Linked DNA regions of Mus musculus: region 2 is linked to region 1. Evidence: chromatin loops called from intact Hi-C (ENCODE). Cell type or tissue: left cerebral cortex. All regions are shown on one strand. Links, peaks and the distances in the headings refer to the core of each region. The heading gives the core; the rest is flanking DNA.

What was found. Peaks named below come from ENCODE experiments on the same cell type or tissue, not always from the same donor. Only the 100,000 strongest peaks of a DNase experiment are listed, where the experiment ranks them.
Region 2: it touches region 1 in a loop (4-fold over the local background); 8 of 42 quality-filtered maps call a loop at or near these places.

The regions. Positions count from the first base shown.
Region 1 is chr14:66,789,454-66,794,830 of GRCm38, reverse strand. No RefSeq gene overlaps it. Among named protein-coding and RNA genes, the nearest start is that of Gm5464, 77 kb to the left of the region's middle. In left cerebral cortex, for the core only: CTCF peaks have their summits at 2,841 (motif pointing right) and 3,961 (motif pointing right); a DNase peak (open chromatin) is centred at 2,872; H3K4me3 peaks cover 208 bases.
Region 2 is chr14:66,296,846-66,302,222 of GRCm38, reverse strand. Trim35 (tripartite motif-containing 35) reads right to left here and starts at 5,198. Exons shown (of 6, transcript NM_029979.3): 1 at 4,674-5,198. The coding sequence starts at 5,153. 1700001G11Rik (RIKEN cDNA 1700001G11 gene) reads left to right here and starts at 5,094. Exons shown (of 3, transcript NR_038077.1): 1 at 5,094-5,377. In left cerebral cortex, for the core only: a CTCF peak has its summit at 4,141; DNase peaks (open chromatin) are centred at 2,498, 3,596, 4,355 and 4,610; H3K4me3 peaks cover 3,043 bases; H3K27ac peaks cover 2,837 bases.

The sequences.
Region 1 (5,377 bases), core at 268-5,267:
TATGTATCCTCTTCCTATTTTGTAGGTGTTTTGCTTTAACAAATAGAGAGATCCATCTTAAATGATGAGCAAAGGTCACGTTCAATGTCATTTGCTAGCTCAAGAGCTTGGCAGGATGAAGACAATGCCTTGAATTTAGAGGAGAGGGGAGAGGCTTGGTTTAGAGACTTCAGGAGAAAAACAAGAAAAGTCTCAACTGATGGAATCACACCTGAGAGAAAGATGAAGGGTGAGATATGGGTGTTATCGCCTGCTGACCAGTGAGGTGAGTTATTCCTTGTGGTAGACTGAGAGCTCTGAGACCCTGGAGCCAGTTACACATCTCTGTGGATTTCAACCCCAGAGTATCTGCTTGCAATACCGTCCTCTATTCCTCCATTTGTCTTAGTGGCTAATGATCATTTTCTCCTATATACTACATCCCGACCAAAATTTCCCCTCCCTCCTCTCCTCCCAGCCTCCCCTGACTTTCCCCACCCCCAGATCCACCCCCCCTCCTCTGTTTCTTTAAAAAAAGAAAGAGCAAGCCTCCTCCTAGGGATATCAACCAAACATGGTGTAACAAGTTACAATAAGACCAGACACAAACCCTCATGTCAAGACTGGGCAAGATAAACCAATAGAAAGAAAAGGGTCCCAAGACCAGGCAATAGTCAGAGGCACCCTGCTCACACTGTTAGGAGTCCTCCAAGGACACCGAACTATACATGCATGTAGAGGGCCTAGCTCAGATCCAGGCAGGCTCTGTGGTTGTGGCTTCAGTCTCTGTGAGCCTCTATGAGTCCTGCTTAGTTGACTCTGTGGACTGTGTTCTCCTAGTGTCCTTGGCCCCTCTGGCTTCTACAATCCTTCCTCCCTCCCCTTCTGTGGAGTTCCCTTGGCTTTGCCTAGTGTTTGGCTTTGGGTCTCTGTATCTGCTACCATCAGTTGTAGCTAATGATTACATGAGTACTAATAATGTCAACATGGCGAAGAAAGGCAGGTAGTGTGATCTCTAAATATGGGTTTGGAAACAGCCTAAATAAGAGTCAAGCCTTCCAAAAGCTTTTTAAAAAATATTTTTATTTTATGTGTATGTGTGAGTGCCTGCATGTATGTATAAACACTCCATGTGTGCTGGTGCCCAGAGAGGTCAGAAGATGATGTCAGCATTGAAATTACAAGTGGCTATAAGCCACTCAATGTGGGTGCTGGCAGCTGAATCCAGGCTTTCTATAAAGGCAATGAAGACTAGTAACTGCTGAGCCATTTCTCTAACTCGAGTCTTATGTTCCCAGTAAATGACAAAGTTTGAAATGCATGGGTTCCGCCTTGGACATTTTTTTTTTTTTTGCTAAAGTCACTGTGTGTCATTGTTTGAGTGATATTATTAGGAGTCATGGCCTTATTGGAGTAAGTGTGGCCTTGTTTGAGAAAGTGTCACTGTAGGGGTGGGCTCTGAGACACTTCTTCTAGCTTCTAGTCTTCCCCAAGCAGCCTTCAGATGAAGATGTAGAACTCTCAGTTCCTCCTGCACCATGCCTGCCTGGATGCTGTCATGTTCCTGCCTTGATGATACTGGACTGAACCTGTAAGCCAGCCCCAATTAAACGCTGTCCTTTATAAGAGTTCCCTTGGTCCTGGTGTCAATCACAACAATGGAAACCCTAACGGAGACAGTGTGGATGGGCATGGGCTCTGTGGCAGTGCATGGATGTGCAAACCCAAGAGGCTAGAGTGGGCCACTCGCTATACTATGCCAGTGAAAGAGATGTGTAATGGAAGAAGCCAGGTTAGGAGATCTATTGCTGTGGTCACTGTGGGAAGAGGAACGCATCTAGAAGTTCAGCGTTGCCCCAAGTCTCTCATGAAGGTTCTTGAGGTTTAAACTTAGAAGAAGAATTGGGGGAAGGGGCAAGAGGTGTGTATGGTCACCGTCATGCATTGTCTGCCTGGCCACTGTTCCAGTTCAGGTTCTTCAGAATGGTTGAAAGGAGTCCTGATATTTATCATCACGTAGGGGGATCAGTCTGGCTCTTAGGAGATGTTTATTTCAGGATGCAGGCTTGCTCTACTTGATGGTTGTTCTCTGGGAAGTTGTAAGGAGCAGTCTGTCCTGAGAGGTTCAAGGTGACTGAACGTTTAGGATAATAACTGACCCCTGTTTTCAGACTGGAAGGGGGGTGAAGTGAGGCTAGACAGACAGTCCTTAAGTGATTGACATATCCATGTGCAGAGCTATACAGGTAGCCCGAGAGTAGAGGAGTCAGACACTGGATTGCACCCCGCATTTGGTTACCTGATGAGGAGTCAATGCTTTGTAGCAAAAACCGGTCTATGTTCTTGCTCACTGCTAGCCTAGCTCTGAGCTGAGGGTGCAGGATGCTCACGGAAGCTCTCAGCTTTGCCTTCTGAAGGGCGGCGGCCATGTGAGGTCCAGATGAGTTGGCTTATAAAATGTTCCAGGACGCATGCCAGACATAGGAAGTTTCCAGGGGATATCATTAGCCTTTGCTCTCCAGGTCTAGTGGGTGTTTAGCAGTCACATGATCTCATTCTATTTTATATGTGACTATCAGATCCTTGAGGACAGAAACACGTTTTATTCCTTGCCCGAAAGCACTTAACAGTTTCTTCCACTAACAGGTGCTAAGTGTCCAGGGGTTTACCTTATAAAACAGTGTGCTATCGAAAAACAGAAATACTGGCACTTCCCGGGTTTCCAGAATGAGCATCTTAGCCCTCAAGGTCATCCGGAGAACAACAGCCCTTTGCCTGGTGCCTTTAATTTCACTTTCACAGAGACCTGGTGGACAGAAGTGAGAGGTGTTGATTAGGGAATTCAGAACGAATGGCCCTTGGCTGTGCAGTGTGTGCCATTTGCCTGTAGATGGCGGCATTGCACGAGCCTGAGAGGAAGACAGCCAGCGCGCATGAGATTTCCGCTGCTCTGGGGCCAGCAGCTCCTAGCTGTGGGATCAAACAAACAAACAAACAAACAAAACAAACCACCACCACCAACAAAACAAAACAAAAAACTGGCGTTCAGGGACCTTGTTTGATCCAGAACTGGGTTGTACAGCTAAGAAGTCATCGAATGCATCAAGCCGTTTGGCTCAGAGTCTCAACTTGTTCTCTTAACAGGATGCATGCAATGCTACTAAGAATTTAAATGTAGGTGGGAAGGGGGGATTGGGATGGAGCCAAGAAAGGGAACAACATGATCAAAAATATATGGTTAAAAAAATTGTTAAGTGGCAAAAATGGTTAAGAACTGGTGATGTCCTGTGGCCACATATTCTCTCTCCCCTCCTTCCTTCCCTCTCTCCCACCTTCCTCTCCCCTCCTTCCCCCCCCCCGTCCCCTTCCCCTCCCCTTCCCAGTCTCCCCTCCCTCTCCTCCTTTCTCAGTCTTCCTCCTTAGTATCCCCCTTCTCTTCCTCTGTCTCCTCTCTTCCCCCTCTCCCTCCTTATTCTTTTTCCCCACCCCTCTCCTTCCTCCTCTTCCCTCCCAGTATTTTTCCGGTTCTTTTGAGCTGCACTGGGTCTTCACGCTTGTGTGGCAAATGATTAACCAATGAGCCGTCTCTTTTGTCTCGTAATGTATTTAATTTTTTTTCTTGGTCACCTAGCTGAGGAAGTTTGTTTGTTTTGGTTTTTTTTTGTTTTTTTTTTTTAAGTAAATTACTGTGTCTCATTTCTTTGAACAGTATGATTTTGAAATGAGGGTAGGTAAGGGTTTTTTGTCTTAAGAGAGTGGAGCATGTACATTTTAATGCACTAATAGTAAATGTCCTTTCAGATTTATCCATATCTCATATTTTAATGTTATTATAAGTTCCATTGTATACATAATCTTATGGATTAATGTTTACAACATAGTGCTATTTAATTAAAATTTTTTTTTTTTACATTTTATGTTTTGAAGAGTTATTTTATAAATATGAATCTTTTTTTTTTTGCCTGCATGTAATGCCTGTGGCTGCCAGAAGAGGGAGTCAGTTCCCCTGCACTGAAGGTAAGGCGGTTGTGAGCTGCAATTTTGAGGTTGGGAACCAAACCCAGGTCCTCTGAAGAAGAATCAAATGTTCTTTTTGGTTTGTTTGCTTCTTACGAGACAGGATTTTTCTGTGCTGCCCTGAAATTTTCTCTGTAGACCAGACTGGGTTTGAACTCACAGTGATCTGCTGAAGCAAATGTTCTTAATCATTGAGCTAGCTCCTTAACACCCTTATTTATTTGTGGTGTGTGTGTGTGTGTGTGTGTGTGTGTGTGTGTGCACGTGTGGATTTCAGAGGACAACCTTCAAAGCTGGTCCTCTCCTTCCACCATGTAGGTTCTGGGAGTGGAATTCAGGTCATCTTTACCTGCTGAGTCATTTCTCCAGTTCTATACATTATTTCTGTATACTGATCTTATAGTCCTGCTAATCTTCCATTACCTTTTCCCAAGCCTTCCTGGAATTGCATGTAGATGATCAGGTTGTCTACAAATGAAGGCATTTTTACTTATTTCTTTGGCATTGGTGCTGTCTCAGCCTTAACACATGGACTACATTTCCTAGAACATTGCTCAGAAGTGGATTGAGCTTATGCGCAAAGCATCCAGGCTCTGTGGATCCCCAGCATCTTTTGTAGACTATGTTTTACAGCCTGTAGATTGATTATAGCTTTTGTAGACTACACATAACAGTGTGGATTCATTGTATCCTTTTTTATCTTTTACTTTACTTTATTTATATGAGTACACTATAGCTGTCTTCAGACACACCAGAAAAGGGCACTGATAACCATGCAGTTGCTGGGATTTGAACTCAGGACCTTTGGAAGAGCAGTCAGTGCTCTTAACTGCCCAGTCATCTCTCCAACCCCTCACATCTTTTGTAGACTACATGCTTACAAGTGTGGATTCACTATATCTTTTGTAGAGGGCACCAGGCTTTACAAAGATGAAGATTTCCCTCCACTCATTGCTGAGATTTTTTTTTTAATTGGTAATAGACTTTGGCTTTTATCCAACACATTTTCTTTATCTATTGAGTTGATTTTTTTTTAAGTTGTTAACATAGCGACTCTCCAGATTTGATTTTCAAATGCTAAACCAACTTTGCATTGCTGGATAAACCAATCTTGGTCACGGTATAGTAGCCTTCTCTTACATTATTTGGTTCAATCCACTAAACTTTTTGCATCTATTTATGAAGATCGCAGAGTTCAGTAGTGATGTCTTTGGATTGTGTCAATGTAGTATTGAGTTCATAGGATATCTTGTTATCAGATTTTCCTTTCCATTTTTTTGAAAGAGCGTGTGCAGACTTGGTGTGATTTCTTCTTTTACCTGTGGTTACTTTACCACTGCAGCTGGTCAGACCTGGAGTTCAGTTTGTTCGAAGGCCTTTT
Region 2 (5,377 bases), core at 232-5,231, 490 kb after region 1:
ATTGGATAACCAGCTGGTGTGCTCTTCCCCCAGGGAACTACACCCCCACCACATCAGTTGCCTATAGTTCTCTGTGTAGGGCTGCTGGTCCGTGACCTTCCGCCATCCACTCTGGAATGTCCACTCACGCTGCCCCTGTTGAGCCCTTGCTCAGGCAGTCATTGGCGAGACATGGGGTTCACTCTTGACAATCCCAGGAGACAGACCCACAGCCAACTCACTGATTGTCTGGCTTTTCCTCAATGTCCCCTGAGCCTTAGACTACCATAATCCAGACAAAGTATCTCATTAAATCTAGAGCTAGGCCTACCCAGCAATTCCTAAGAACCTCCTTATTCTGCCCCATAACAGAGCTAAAGTTGAGGTAATCATGTGATCTCACTTTTTATGTTAGAATTGGAACTTGAGCCAAGCACTCAGTAAGTACTTACCCATTTAGCCATCTATCTTGCATCCTGCTTAATTTTAAAAAATAAAATCACTTTTGTTTTAATGAACACACATATATATCAATTTAAGGAAGGTGCTCAAACACTTGGTTTTTTGAAGATTTTTATTTTATGTGTGTTTTTCCCACATGTGTCTGTGAAGTGCGTTTGTGGCTTGTGCCCAGTGCCCAGAAGAGAATGTTAGATTCCTTGGTACTGGAGTTTCAGACTGTTGTGAGCTTCCATGTAGGTGCCAGGAACAAGACTCAGGTGCTCTGTAAGGGCAGCCAGTGCTCTTAACCGCCTCAGCAACTCTCCATCCCCTCAATGCTTTTACATTTTTTAATTGTTGCTGCTAAGCTGGAATTCGGAAGAAACACTTTTGAGTTTTAAGTTGGGTTCTTATTACCTTTTGCATCCAAGGCCTATTAACTTCTCTCCACTTTTATCCTTTCCTCTCTACATTCCATAAATGTGTTATAGGCTTTTCCAGAAACAAATCCAGTGTTAATTACAATGGCGACCTCCGTCCACTGAGCACTCGCTATGCCCCCGTCCGCACTCATCCGCGCACTGTGGGTCACTTCGTTACCACATTCGTTCTCTCCAGTAAGTACATTAGAGGCCACTCCAGGGAAGGGAATCGGAAGTGCACCGGGGAAGCACCCTGCTCTCTCCAAGAGTGTGAACCTCAATTTGGATTAAGGTTGACAGAAAACTCACAACTCTTTGCCAAGGACAAAGATTTCATTTCACCAATGCAAACAACCTCAAACTAATCTCCCAGCTAGAATGGCACTGATTCTAGTTTTACTGAGACGCAGTATGCCAACTTCCTTTGGTCACTGCTTATATGAGGAACTTTATCCGTATACACATAAGCAATAGCACATCTAAGCCATACTGCTGGGATACTTTTCCCTTTGAGAAGAAACGTGGGGTTGGGGAGGCGAGTCAGCCAGTAAAGTGTGTGAAGTAGGAGAACCTCAATTCTGGTCCTGAGCACCCACATACCTGTAGTCTCAGCTCTGGATCCCTGGAGTTCAATGGCCAAACCTAGCTCAAAATGGAGATTCAGATCTAGTGTGAGGCCCGGTGTCAAAATTTAACGAGAGAGAGATCAAGGAAAGGCTGACCTTGCCTACCTCTAGCCCCTGCATACATACACACACCACAACCCCATTAACACACACACACACACACACACACACACACACACACACACAAAGTGTGTCTATGCAAACCTGTGACCACTGTACTCGAGGACTTCCTCTGGTCCCTCTGAGCATTCAGGTTTTTTTCTTGAGCTCTGGATTGATCCGCTATGACATGTTCCAAAATCTTGTCACCCTTCCTTCCATCAGGTCCCACTGCATCAGGACAAAGTCCCAGCTCATCACCATCCCCCTCAGTGTCCCATGAATGTGTCTGCCCCGCCGTAGTGATAGAAAAACGAACACACACAACCTTTATTACTTTTGCAGGACTGTGAACCACAAACCCAACAGGACAACCAGAGAAAAGAATTCTTCATTTTGCTGCTCTGAAAGTGTCAGCTTTGTCCCTCACAGGGGTGGGAGTATGGGGGGGGGGGGACCAGAGGTGGCCAAGAAGCAGAGATAGGAGCTTTAGGACACAGCCTCCAAGAACAGTTCCACAAACTGCCTTCCTCAAGCTAGGCCCTGTCTCCTACCTTACCTAACCTCCTCAGGAGGCCATCAAGTGATGAACCAGGATTCACTCACAGGGTCAGGGTCCCATTCTTGGAACACTTGCAGGCACTCAAGAAGTTGTACTTTACTGCCACAGTCAAGATTAACCCTCATACAGCTTCAGGGGTTCTGTGGACAGTAAATTTTGTTAATACTTCAGGGCACCTAACACAGAGTAAGAAATCCTCAGAGATTATTGCTGCTGGGTTATCAACACGGAGGCCAAAGGGATCTTTCTAAGCACCCACCTCTGGGATTCCTGAGGGTACCCGGCAGGGCCAAGCTTAGTCAATCTCACCATTCTTACCTGACAGTGGGTCATTCCTATGCTGCCTGCTCCCTTAACAAGCCATACCCATCTCCAACCACACTGAACCAGCTTATCTAATGACTGCCTCACCAACTCCTCTGAAATGTCGACTACTGCAAACAGTGTTCTTGTTTGGTTTCTGCTGCCATGACAACCAAAAAGCAACTCTGGGAAGAAAGGGTCTATTACAGCTTATATTTCCTAGTCATACTCCACCACTGAGGGATATCAGGGCAGGAAATCAAGCAAAACTAATGTAGAAATTATGGAAATAATGGAGGTATGCTGTCTATAAGACATCCCCTCTGATTGGTATGGAAGAGCCCACGTTGGCCTTACACTACCCAGGCAGGACCAATGTACTGGGCCCTCCCACACCCATCACCAATCTAGACAATCTCTCTGACTGGCTGATCCATTTGAGGCAATCCTTCAACTGAAATCCCCTCAGACGACCCTAGGCTGTGTCAAGATGAAATTGAGTAGAACAGGGGGGCTGTCTTGCGGACTTAAGCAGCCGCAATATCTAGAACAGGGTGTGAGAATCAAAGAGGTTCTTAGGATGTTTATTTCACACATGAATACATCATGAAGAGGCCACACTGCATCTGGCTGAGCACACAGCCTGAGGACTCCTGGGATCTTTCAGATCAGCCCCACTCCCTGCTCTTCAAGGCTCACTCACACTGAGCACCCACTGGCTTTGCACCACCATTCTAAGATGCAGAATAAGACTTCAGCCTTCTGGCCTCACCTGGTGTCCAAAGCTTCCTCTCTTCTAGAATCTTCTATATGCTGCAGCATCTTCTTGCAAAAACCTCCCCTCACCTCCTTCACCTGGTTAATGCCTCTAGGTTCTTTAGATTTTTGCTAGAAGCTCCCAGAGAGTGGGAATTATTACCACCTATCTCACTTCCAGTGTCCCTCGGACCTCCTAATCAAAACGAGGCAGCCAGCAAGAACAGAAGGCAGTCTCCAGGCCCACACGCTCTCTGTCCCCTGGATCACAGGCCTTCGGTTGATGTTTTACCCCATTCTGAGGACACCACCCATGCTAATCAGTACCTTTGCTAGCCCAGGGGAATTCGAACCAGGACCTAAACTTCTAGGCTGTCTATTTCAGCTATGCCAAATAAGAGATCTAGCACTAATGAACGAGGGAACAGGCACTATGAACCACTGCTGAGCTAATATGATGGATAACTGGAGGAACGTGGATGTAGACAGCACCCATCTGCTCTGCTTCCAATCTGTATGGAGCTGCCATCAACTGCTGATTCTCAAAAAAAGACATTTCACCAAGTGGAGAAAGGGCGTCTGAAGATCAGGCCCAGTGGGCTCTTACAGTACCTCCTTTTCACTATGTCAGGCTTCCTAGTGGCTAACCCTGGGCCCTCCCAACTGTGGGTCTGACCCGTGTGTTAGTGGCTGATGAAACAAATTTAGCTGTTTCAGTACATCAATGACTTTAAACGAGAAAAGTAACAAGATACTGCCAGAGTAAAATGGACATTTCAGAAACCCTTTAAAAAAAGAAAAATCAGTCAATATGTCAGTATGAATGTTTTGGAAAGCAATGGAGCATGCATATCTAAGCGATTAGGTCAAATTGTTATCGAAAATGTCTGCCTTTTTTTTTTTTTTTTTTCTGTTTTAGAACAAAGACTTTTTCACTGGGCCTGGTGGCACAAGCCTGCAATCTCAGCCACTCGAAAGGCTGAGGCAAGCAAAGAAAAGTTCAAGGCCATCCTGGCTAATTTAAGAGCTTGGCTCAAAATCAAAAGTAGGCTTGGGGTGCAGCTGCGAGGTAAAGTACTTGCCTAGCGTGATCTCCTACAGCCCCGACACCCACCCTTCCCCGCCATGCTAGTTTTGCTGTGTCAGCTGCTCTTGGTTTAATTATAACCACTGGAACTCCAGATATTTGGATACTAAGAGTAAGAGGAGCAAGGCAGCAGGCAAGCGCCACAGGCCTTTCTTACGGCTCTGTAACCCGTTGATCAAGGCACTGCTGGGCAGGGGAAATCTCAAGGCCTTAGAACTCTGCTAGGTCCTGGCCTCTTCCATTTCTAAAATGACCGCGCCAAGCCCAAATGTCTGCAGACCATACTATTCCCCATCGTTGTTCAGATTGGCCTGGACCGGGGGCAAGATGGTTGCTAGGCCTGGAGGAGGGGGAGGGGCAGGCCGGGGGTCCCCAGGGCGGGCTGGCGCGGTGCTCACCCGGAAGTCTTGCGCAGTGTCCTTGATGGGCTGCACACGATGCTCTTGGTGCCGGGCGTCGGCCTGGCAAGCACAGCACAGCAGCTCCTTGTCCTCCAGGCAGAAGAGCGTGAGCGGGGCACGGTGCGCACGGCAGGGGCGCGGGGACCGGCGACCGGTCCAGCGCGCGCCCTCAGCCTCCTCGCGCAGCAAGGTCTCCACCAGGTTGTTGAGCGTGTGGTTGGTGCGCAGCTCCCCGGGCACCGCTCGTTCCTTGCACACCGGACACGAGGGCGTCGTCTGCACCTCCCAGCAGCCGCTCACGCACCGGCGGCAGAAGTTGTGGCCACAGCGCAGAGTTACTGCGTCGCGGAACGGGTCGTAGCACACGGCACACAGCAGCTCCTCTTTGAAGGAGCGCGAAGGCCCCGGGGACACAGAAGGGCCCGGCTCCATCGCAGGAGCAGCCGCCGTCACCACCACCGGTGTCGCCGCCTTCATGCCTAGCCTGCGGGCGTTGTCCCTGCTGAAGATCTGGGAGCTTAAGGCGGCTCCAACCAATCACGGATGGGCTTTGAGGGCGTGGACCCTCCCACTTCCGTCTTGCGCGGGGTCTCCCAGAGGAGGTGTGGTCCGCGATCTCCGTTAGCTCCAAGGCGGAAGGATCTGTCGTCCCACTGCAGTGTCGGGTTTCCGTTGTCAAATAGGAAGTGAAGCCACGGGCC